Linked DNA regions of Homo sapiens: region 1 is linked to region 2. A link is a loop called in an ENCODE intact Hi-C map of the cell type or tissue named here. Cell type or tissue: PC-9. All regions are shown on one strand. Links, peaks and the distances in the headings refer to the core of each region. The heading gives the core; the rest is flanking DNA.

Region 1 (4,337 bases), core at 338-4,337, 120 kb before region 2:
TTTTAATGAAGGTAGGCAGAAAAAGGAATGAAATAAATAAAGTTTTAACATTGTGTTAAAAGACATATATTAAAAAATATATATCCATAGGAGGAAAAATTAAGCAGCCAAAGAATATAGACGTATTAGGGCAGAAGATGCAGTTTTAAATAAAATGATCAATGAAGGCTTCACTGAGAAGGTGATATTTAGTACAAGACCTTAAGAAATGAAGGAGCAAGCCATGTGGCCACCTCGCGAAAGAGTAATTTAGGCACAGGGAAGAGGAAATGTAAGGCCCTATAAAAAGAACATACTTGGACTATTTAAAGACTGACAAGGATCCCAATATGGCTGGAGTGAAAAGAGAAAGCTAATGAGTAGGAGAAAGGAAGGGAAGTGAATAACTCAGGTAGGATCTTTGCCACATTGTAAAGAAATTTTTAAATGAAGTGTTTGTTTCAAATGAGATGGGAAATGGCAGAAGGAATTAATCTGAATTGAATTTTATTTAAATAGAATTACTCTATCTACTCAGCATTTCTGTAAAAAGTCAAGCATAAATTCCCTCAAGCACTTGAGTCATGATAGAAAGTTTGGGATTTGGGACAGAATAGTGATGATGTAGATTGTGTCCTCAGCATGTCACAGGGGAATTCTCTGCTGGGAGTTAGACACACTTGGCTGGAGCTCCCATGTAGCCTCTACCAATTTTGGTATCTTAGGCATGATACCAATCAGCCTCCTGAGCCTCAGTTTCTTCACCTGTCATATGCAGAAAACAATACCTCCCTAATTCACTTCAATCGCATTGCAGTTATGAGATTACAAGGAGATGATACTGGGAAAGAGTCCCAAAAGAAAAATTCTATGCAGATGAAAGAGATTCTTGATCTTTAAGAACAGGTGTACCTGCTGGCTGAAGACATGGGTCTTATTGGAGGGTAGGGGAAGAAGGCAATGAAGGGGAGGAAGAGGAAACACACATTGTAAAGCAGTTGGGAAATCTTCAAAATCTCTATAGATCGTTGGAGATCTTTGTCAGCGACCCGTTAGGAATTTACCAAATCTTGTATTGATATGGCACTTTCCCAACCCTCAACATGAAAAAGTGATTTCAAAATGTACAATAGACAGGTGAAGATAAAGGCAGGAAAGTTCTGGTAGAGTATGTTTCTCACATATAAGTAGTGTATTAATTAATATAGTTGTAGTAAATATGTTATCTAGGCACAAATCAGTGAGTCAACATTGGAAAAGAGATTTTGCAGCCACATTTGATGGGGAGAAGCAGTTTGTGTGCCAGATACTGAATATAATAGACATTCTAAGTAATTTAGTTAAGTGGGATGTGATATTTGAAATTGACACAATCCCTAGAAAATGCAGAGTGTGAGTTGTCTGAATTTATTGTAGAAAGTAACATGCATTTTTCAACATTTAGTAGGAATTCACTCTTGGTTTATCTACCTGTATTATTAAAATTATTTGTGCTGCATGCACACCTCTTCTGGCTAAGTAAAAACAGGAAGACAGACAAACAAAACATTTATTAAACATACATTTGAGTTACTTTCAGAGTTTATGTGTTTGGGAAGGACAAAACCCAAGATAGCTTTTGAGAACTCAGTAGAAGCACATAGAAACTTTATTCTAGATTAGAGCACTGCTTTAACTGGCATCTTGCTCTATAATAAGATTTCAGTCTTGTCTTACTGTCCACAGTAAACAATTCTGGGAGATTACTGTATTTCTAGCTCTGCTATGTCACATTTTACTTCTGGTAAGTGGGCAAGAACCATAGCCATGGCTGCAGAGGATCCACCTCTGTGTAATAAGGTGGTGGCACGAAAGGCCTGCAACTAAACATTTCAATGACTCTTCCATCCCTGACACTGCTATTTTATGAGAAAAATAGTGACTCTGTGGGAAGGCAATGATTTTATTAATTTTAAAAAGGTCAGTTTTTAAGTTTACTAGCATAGGAGAGTGGGCTCAGATAGTTTTAAAATACTTTCTAAAAAAGATGTGTAAAACTTTTAACTCTGAAATTGCATACATTTTTAGGAGTTGAGAGCTTGTTTTGAGGTCAGGTTTTAATCCTCTTTCTGTCACTTATTGGCTCTGTGAATTCGAACTTGCTACATTATCTGGGCTTTAGTCCTCTTATTTTGAACCATTCTTTGGTTATCCTGTTGAATATATAAATATATAAATATTCACCAAGAGATATATATTTGCATCATTAAAACTTTAAACATGGCCAGAAAAAATTACTAATAGCAACACAAATCCTCTCCATCAACTATGTGATCCCAAAGCGCCATATTTATTCTAACTTTCTAAAAGCAAAAATGCAGTCAGGGTGTTCAAAATGAGTTCTGTTTGGTTGAAGCCAGAGCCTGAATCCTGAGAACTCGTTGGGAGTTGCTTTGAGGGCTCTGTCCTGGAGGACTTGTGGAGCCAAACTGGAAAAGCAGGATTTGGCTGCTCTTGGATTGTCCAGGAGCCACATGGGTGTGTCCTTTGAAACACAAGCCAAAGAGAGGAAAACAATTACCAAGTAGAGCTGGTTTAAGACGTTAAATAAACCAAATAACTTTTAACCTTTCCCTTAAAATTTTTATGCTTCTGCACTTTAAAATAGAAGAGGTTTCATAATAAAATCAACTATAATACATTCTTGAGGAAATGAGCAACAAAAACAACAAAGCAAAAATTCAGAGTATATAAAGAAAGAATCAGAAACAAGAATGAAGGGAGAATGTACATTGAATAAACTCCTAAGGATAAGTTGAGTCACCAGTTTCACTGAGTTTCTGGATAGATAGGTGATGAAAAAGAAAAAAACTAAGTCACATAAATCTTTTTTTTTTTTTTTTTTTTGAGACAGAGTCCCTCTCTGTTGCCCAGGCTGGAGTGCAGTGGCTGTGATCCTGGCTCACTGCAGCTTCTGCCTCCCAGGTTCAAGCGATTCTTCTGCCTCAGCCTCCCGAGTAGCTGGGACTACAGGCACCCGCTACCACACCTGGCTAATTTTTTGTATTTTTAGTAGAGACAGGGTTTCACAGTTTTAGCCAGAATGGTCTCGATCTCCTGATCTCATGATTTGCCTGCCTCAGCCTCCCAAAGTGCTGGGATTACGAGCCACAGTTTCGCTCTTGTTGCCCTGGCTGGAGTGCAGTGGCTTGATCTTGGTTTACCACAACCTCTGCCTCCCTGGTTCAAGCGATTCTCCTGCCTCAGCCTCATGAGTAGCTGGGATTACTGGCATGTGCCACCATGCCCGGCTAATTTTGTATTTTTAGTAGAGACAGTGTTTCTCCATGTTGGTCAGGCTGGTTTCCACCTCCCGACCTCAGGTGATCTGCCCGCTCGGCCTCCCAAAGCGCTGGGATTTGGTAGGCACCTGTAATGGCATGAGGCACTATGCCCAGCCATCACATAAATCTTATAAGCAGAAAAGAGGAATCTGACTTTAGGGAAGGCATATTTTTTTTTTTTTTGCCTGATTTCTAAAAGAAAAATTTTCCATAAGACTTCATGAAAACGTAATCAAGTGACATTGTGGCCACGGGCAATTTTGCTTATCAGGTGCACTGGAATTTCCTGTCTGACTTACTTATTCCTAGATCCCTCCCTAGGAAGTTCTGACTGAGCAAGTCTAAGCATAAAAGTCTAGTGTGTCCTATAGTACATTTTGCCTTAATCCAAAACACTTGTATAAAAATTAAGAATTCATAAAGTGACTTTCTATCCATTACCTCTTTTGATAATTTTAGTAATCTAGTGAGGTTTGTCCAAATTTGTTTTTAAGCAGGAAAGAAAATTTATACTTAAAATATCAAATGACTTAAGACACAAAAAAAGATGACTTGAATTCATATGGTTTTAAACAATGCAGGACAAATGGAGTTAAAATTTTAATTTTATTGAAAATATTAAAGCCAGTAAAAATCATGCCAATGTTGTTCAGTAGAGGCTGAGAGGTTCTCAGATGAACCAGGTATTCGGTTATTGGATATTTTTCCAAATACTGTACCTCTCTCTACTCATCATATCAGGTTGTGTGTAGAATCTCTTCTCTCAGAGTTCACCTTATTTGTAGAGCATTCATAATGCTTATCCCCTCCTCCAGATATTCCTTCTTATCTTTTCCAAGGCATTCCCAAGGCCCCTTTATGCATAACTTTATCATTTCCTTCCACAGTTATGAGATACACAGAGCTATGTGATTGCTGAGTCCATAAACTTCTCAACAGCCAGCTAGTTATTCATTTTGGTAGCATTGGCTGATTGATATAGTAGGTATGGATTAAAGAAGCATTAAAGAAATGTGTAAAAAAAAAAAAAAGGGA
Region 2 (4,406 bases), core at 209-4,208:
AACAAGTATCCCAAATGCCATTGATATAGCTGACCATAGACCACATTTTGAAAAACATAAGCATAGGCTTTGGAGACAGAAGAGTCTGGGTTCAGATCTTTCATTTGTCATTGCTCATATACCTGGGGCAAATTACTTAACATCCTTTGAGTTTCAGTTTCCCAATCTGTAAAAAGCAGTGATAATAATAATTATACCTACTTCAGGGATTTCTGATAATTAAGACTTTATTTGTAAAGTGTCTAAGTACTTACTACAAGGGATCTTATTATCATTAATTTTTAACTAAACATTGGGCTCCATCTTTAAATTATCAGAATATTCTTTATAGAGAGTTTCCTGTCAAATCTTTAGCAAATATAGCTTGTAGTTAGCTAACTGTCATTTGCACTGATCTTGTTAGAGTTGCACTTGGGGAACTAGCCATGCTACTGATCCATGTCTTTATGCAATTCCATTTTCAACTAGAGTATAAAGTTTATAATGCATAGACTGTTGAAATCATTTCTACATAATGGGGTCAACAATAAAAATTCTCCATTCTAATATTGGTAAGATGAAAGTATGCATACATTTCTATATTACATTTATTAATAATTTCTCTTAATCAGCGTATGCACACATCCATTAGCCTAAACCAAATGTATGAGTCCATCCTTCCATACTTGTATAGTATAAGAAGAAACACATTATATTATAATAATTTCCATCTATCTTGCCTCAACCATCAATACACACATTGATTTATTTATGTTAGTATGCCCAGTACCTAGAATGTTATCCGGCATATAGCACTTGCTCAGTGAGTTTGTTAATTGATGAATTTTGTGAATGAATTACTACTAAAACTGATATGCTGTTATTGCGGTTCTTGCATCTTTTATAAATGATAATTTTCTGTCATTCAAGTTAATAAACTACGAAAAGACATTTATTGTATTCCTGCCCTAAAATGTCAGGTATTGGCATATTTTGTTGTTGTTGTTGTTGTTGTTTATTTTTTGAGATGGCGTCTCACTCTGTCACCAGGCTCTGTTGCCAGGCTGGAGTGCAGTGGAGCAATCTCGGCTCACTGCAACCTTCGACTCCCTAGTTCAAGCTATTCTCCTGCCTCAGCCTCTCAAGTAGCTGGGATTACATGCACGTGCCACCATGCCCAGCTAATTTTTGTATTTTTAGTAGAGATGGGGTTTCGCCACGTTGGCCAGGATGGTCTTGATCTCCTGACCTTGTGATCCGCCCTCCTTGGCCTCCCAAAGTGCTGGGATTACAGGCGTGAGCCACCGTGCCCGGCCTGGGCATATGTTTTAAAGACATTTATGAAGCAACTTCTATTGTCTAATATGAGGACTTCCACTGAAGCATTCTTTCATGTGGGTCCTGTTCCTACATTGCAGATACACCCACCTGTTGTCCTCTAGTAAGCACTGTTATTTCTTTACTCGGCATGTATATCACTCTTCAGCTAGCAGATGCTAATTTCGTTCTCTATTCATCTCTTTCGTAGCCCTGTGCTTCCAGAGAAGCTGGTCTTACCAGAAGCTCCAGGCTGGACCTGAGTGATGTGAGGGAAATTCTACTGACTTTGCCAGTGATTAGCTTAGAATTACCTAAACTCAACACAGGTAAATGGGATGTCTGCCATAAGCTTTTTGTAAAAATTTCTAGGAATTACAATTCCTGAAGGAGAGATGATTTTTTTTTCCTGTGGTTTGATGCCTGGAACTACTGCAACCAGTTGACCTCCAGCCTGAGGATGATGCAAACCTTGCTACTGAGTCACCCAGTCTTGAGGCTTGCTCCACCTCTGGACTTCCTGTTATGTGAGATGATAAATCTCTTGCTGATTAAGATCTTGTAATTGAAACAGGCTCCCTTCAAATAGATCACTTTGCAAACTATGTTAACATAGTGGTTCCTGATAAAGGGAATCAAATTTCTGTGGTAAGAAGGGGTTCCTCAGGTTTTGCAAGCTGCTGGAGTCCACATGCACATTAGGTATTATGGCTTGACTGCATAAATAGAGATACAACTTTTGAGTTGTGGAATTCTCAAAATTATTTGATAATGTTAATATAGGATGCTTTGAGAACAAAAAGTAAAGAAACAGCTGATATTGAGTCCTGGAAAATAAAGTTTATGTTTTAGAGAAAGTCCTTAATTAGGTCTGGACTTCTCCAGTTCCTATACAGGAGTCCTCAGGCAAAATACTTAACCTTATTAAACTTTAGATGCCTGTTTGTAAAATGACAAAAATCCCACCCTGACTTGCCTCTTTAGGAGTGTTGTTATGAGGCTGAAATGAGATATGGTAAGTAAAAGGGCTTTGTAAATAAGAAAAGCACTTCCCAGGCAGTAATTTGAGGAACTTTCTCCTTTTCTAAGTTTACCAGTTTTTTTTTCTCATTTACTTTCAATGCTAATAGTACTTCAGCATGAAAATGTCACTTCTACAAATCTTGAACCCCTAATTTATGCTAGACATTGTATACACCAAGAGGATTATAGCTGATTATTCCTGTCTCATCTGTAAATTAAAGACTGGAAAATGACCACATCCTCAGTTCAAAGGCCTTTAATTCAAAAGTTTCATATCTAGGATTGATAATGAAATCCCATAAGGAAAAAATGCACATGTATTTTCTATAGAAAATTCTGGCAGGGGTTGGAAAAAATAAGCAAAAATATATGCAAAACTTATTTGTTCTTTTAAAAAGTCACTTGAAACTTAAATCACAAAATGGAATGCTGAAAATCAGAATGCTAAGACTTAATAGCCATAGGCAAACGAGGTGAGCCATTTCACCTCCACGAATGTCAGCTGTGTGAACCTTGGCAGAAACATGCAGGAAGAAGGGGAAGGAGATGATTGTTCATAGGAAGTAAAATTGAAACAGGTATGGTACACCCTATGGGAGTGCTGCTATAATAAGAGGGTGCAGTTTTGTTAAGCTGGGCACAGAGCCAAAGCAGAAATATGTATGAATATACATACCTACATTTGTACGTGTATGTGTCCATAAATAGGTACATGCATAGTCACATATATATACATAAATATAGACATACACACATACATATATATGAATATATACATACATATGTAGTATCTGAATTTTTATAATTACTGTATAGACTAATATTAATGCAGAATAAAATTGTTGCTAAATACACAACTTCATATGTTTCTTATAACCTTGAGGCTTATATAGGGCTTATTGGTCTTTTTATCTGAGTAAAGAAACTGAAGCTCAGAAAGATTAACTGATTTATCCATGGTTGCAGAGCTGGTCAGGTTTTTTTTTTTTTTTCTTTAAACAAAAGGAGTATGATGCTGCTTTTTTTTTTTTTTCTTTACAGAAAGAGTTTGATCTAAACTGGTTAAGTTTGAGTTGGGATTTCAACTGATATGTAATTTTGGACTCAGAGTCCAGGGTTCACGCCCTTCTCTATCCAGGGTCGTAGAGTCTCAATGTTTCCAGGGATCTTAAAGTGGTCTGGTCTAACCTACCTTTAATTTAAGGACTAATCCTCCATTTGATTAATTAGTTGATCAGTTCGTCATTTCATACTCTTAAAAAAAAAAAGGAAACAGAAAAATGGTAGCCAGTTGAATATATCAATTTTTCACCATTCCTTCTCACCAAAGGAAACATTCACAATGCTCAAAACACAATAATCATCCTAGTATCTTGCTTTCATTTGCTGTAGTTCAAATTGACTACTCTTTTGTAGCATGCTAATAACATAAGATATAAAATAATAATAAGAAAAACATGAATTATATAACTCCTGAGAGGAAGGAAGAGTACATTGGGTTCTTGTGCCTCAGCTTTGACAATGACTCACTATGTGAGCTTGGGCAAGTCACTTATTCTTTCTGTGCCTCAGTTGCATCACCTATAAAATGAAGGCATTGGGAGAGATGCCACTTGAGGCCCTTCCTACTTAGTTTCTACACCGCTCTGAGAAGCCAAGTGGAGGGAACAGTGTCTCCAAGCAAGGGTACAGAATGAGTTGTCTATGGAGGTTTCTTGTCCACTTAGAAGTTTTCAGTGAAAAATACCAAGGGTTGGGCGAAACCTCCATGTTTCCTGAGTTTTCATCAACAGTGTTGATTGCATCTGCTATGCTGGGGCCTGGTCAGATGTTGACATGGCTCATCCAAAAATAGTTTGAGAAACCTAGGCTAACCTTGGAAAAAATCTGTTTTACCACAGTAAACTTTCAATCCCATTAACAGAATTTTTCCTTTCCTGATTCCTGTCTAGAACCACCCAGGGCTCTTACTCATTTTACTCTTACTTCATTCCTTTGTTCCTCTTCCTTCCATTAATTATATCGTGTCATTCAAATGCACCAGGTCATAGGCTCTGGATCACTGAATGTAACTGCCTCCTACACTG

Evidence for each region. Peaks named below come from ENCODE experiments on the same cell type or tissue, not always from the same donor. Only the 100,000 strongest peaks of a DNase experiment are listed, where the experiment ranks them.
Region 1: a loop joins it to region 2, with 4 times the contacts of the local background. A loop is called at or near these places in 1 of 110 quality-filtered maps.

What each region holds. Positions count from the first base shown.
Region 1 is chr5:147,890,437-147,894,773 of GRCh38, forward strand. C5orf46 (chromosome 5 open reading frame 46) reads right to left here. Exons shown (of 4, transcript NM_206966.3): 4 at 2,286-2,503. Among named protein-coding and RNA genes, the nearest start is that of SCGB3A2, 14 kb to the left of the region's middle. In PC-9, for the core only: no CTCF peak of the experiment used is centred there; DNase peaks (open chromatin) are centred at 2,485 and 3,575; H3K4me3 peaks cover 609 bases; H3K27ac peaks cover 3,027 bases.
Region 2 is chr5:148,010,100-148,014,505 of GRCh38, forward strand. No RefSeq gene overlaps it. Among named protein-coding and RNA genes, the nearest start is that of SPINK5, 52 kb to the right of the region's middle. In PC-9, for the core only: no CTCF peak of the experiment used is centred there; a DNase peak (open chromatin) is centred at 1,862.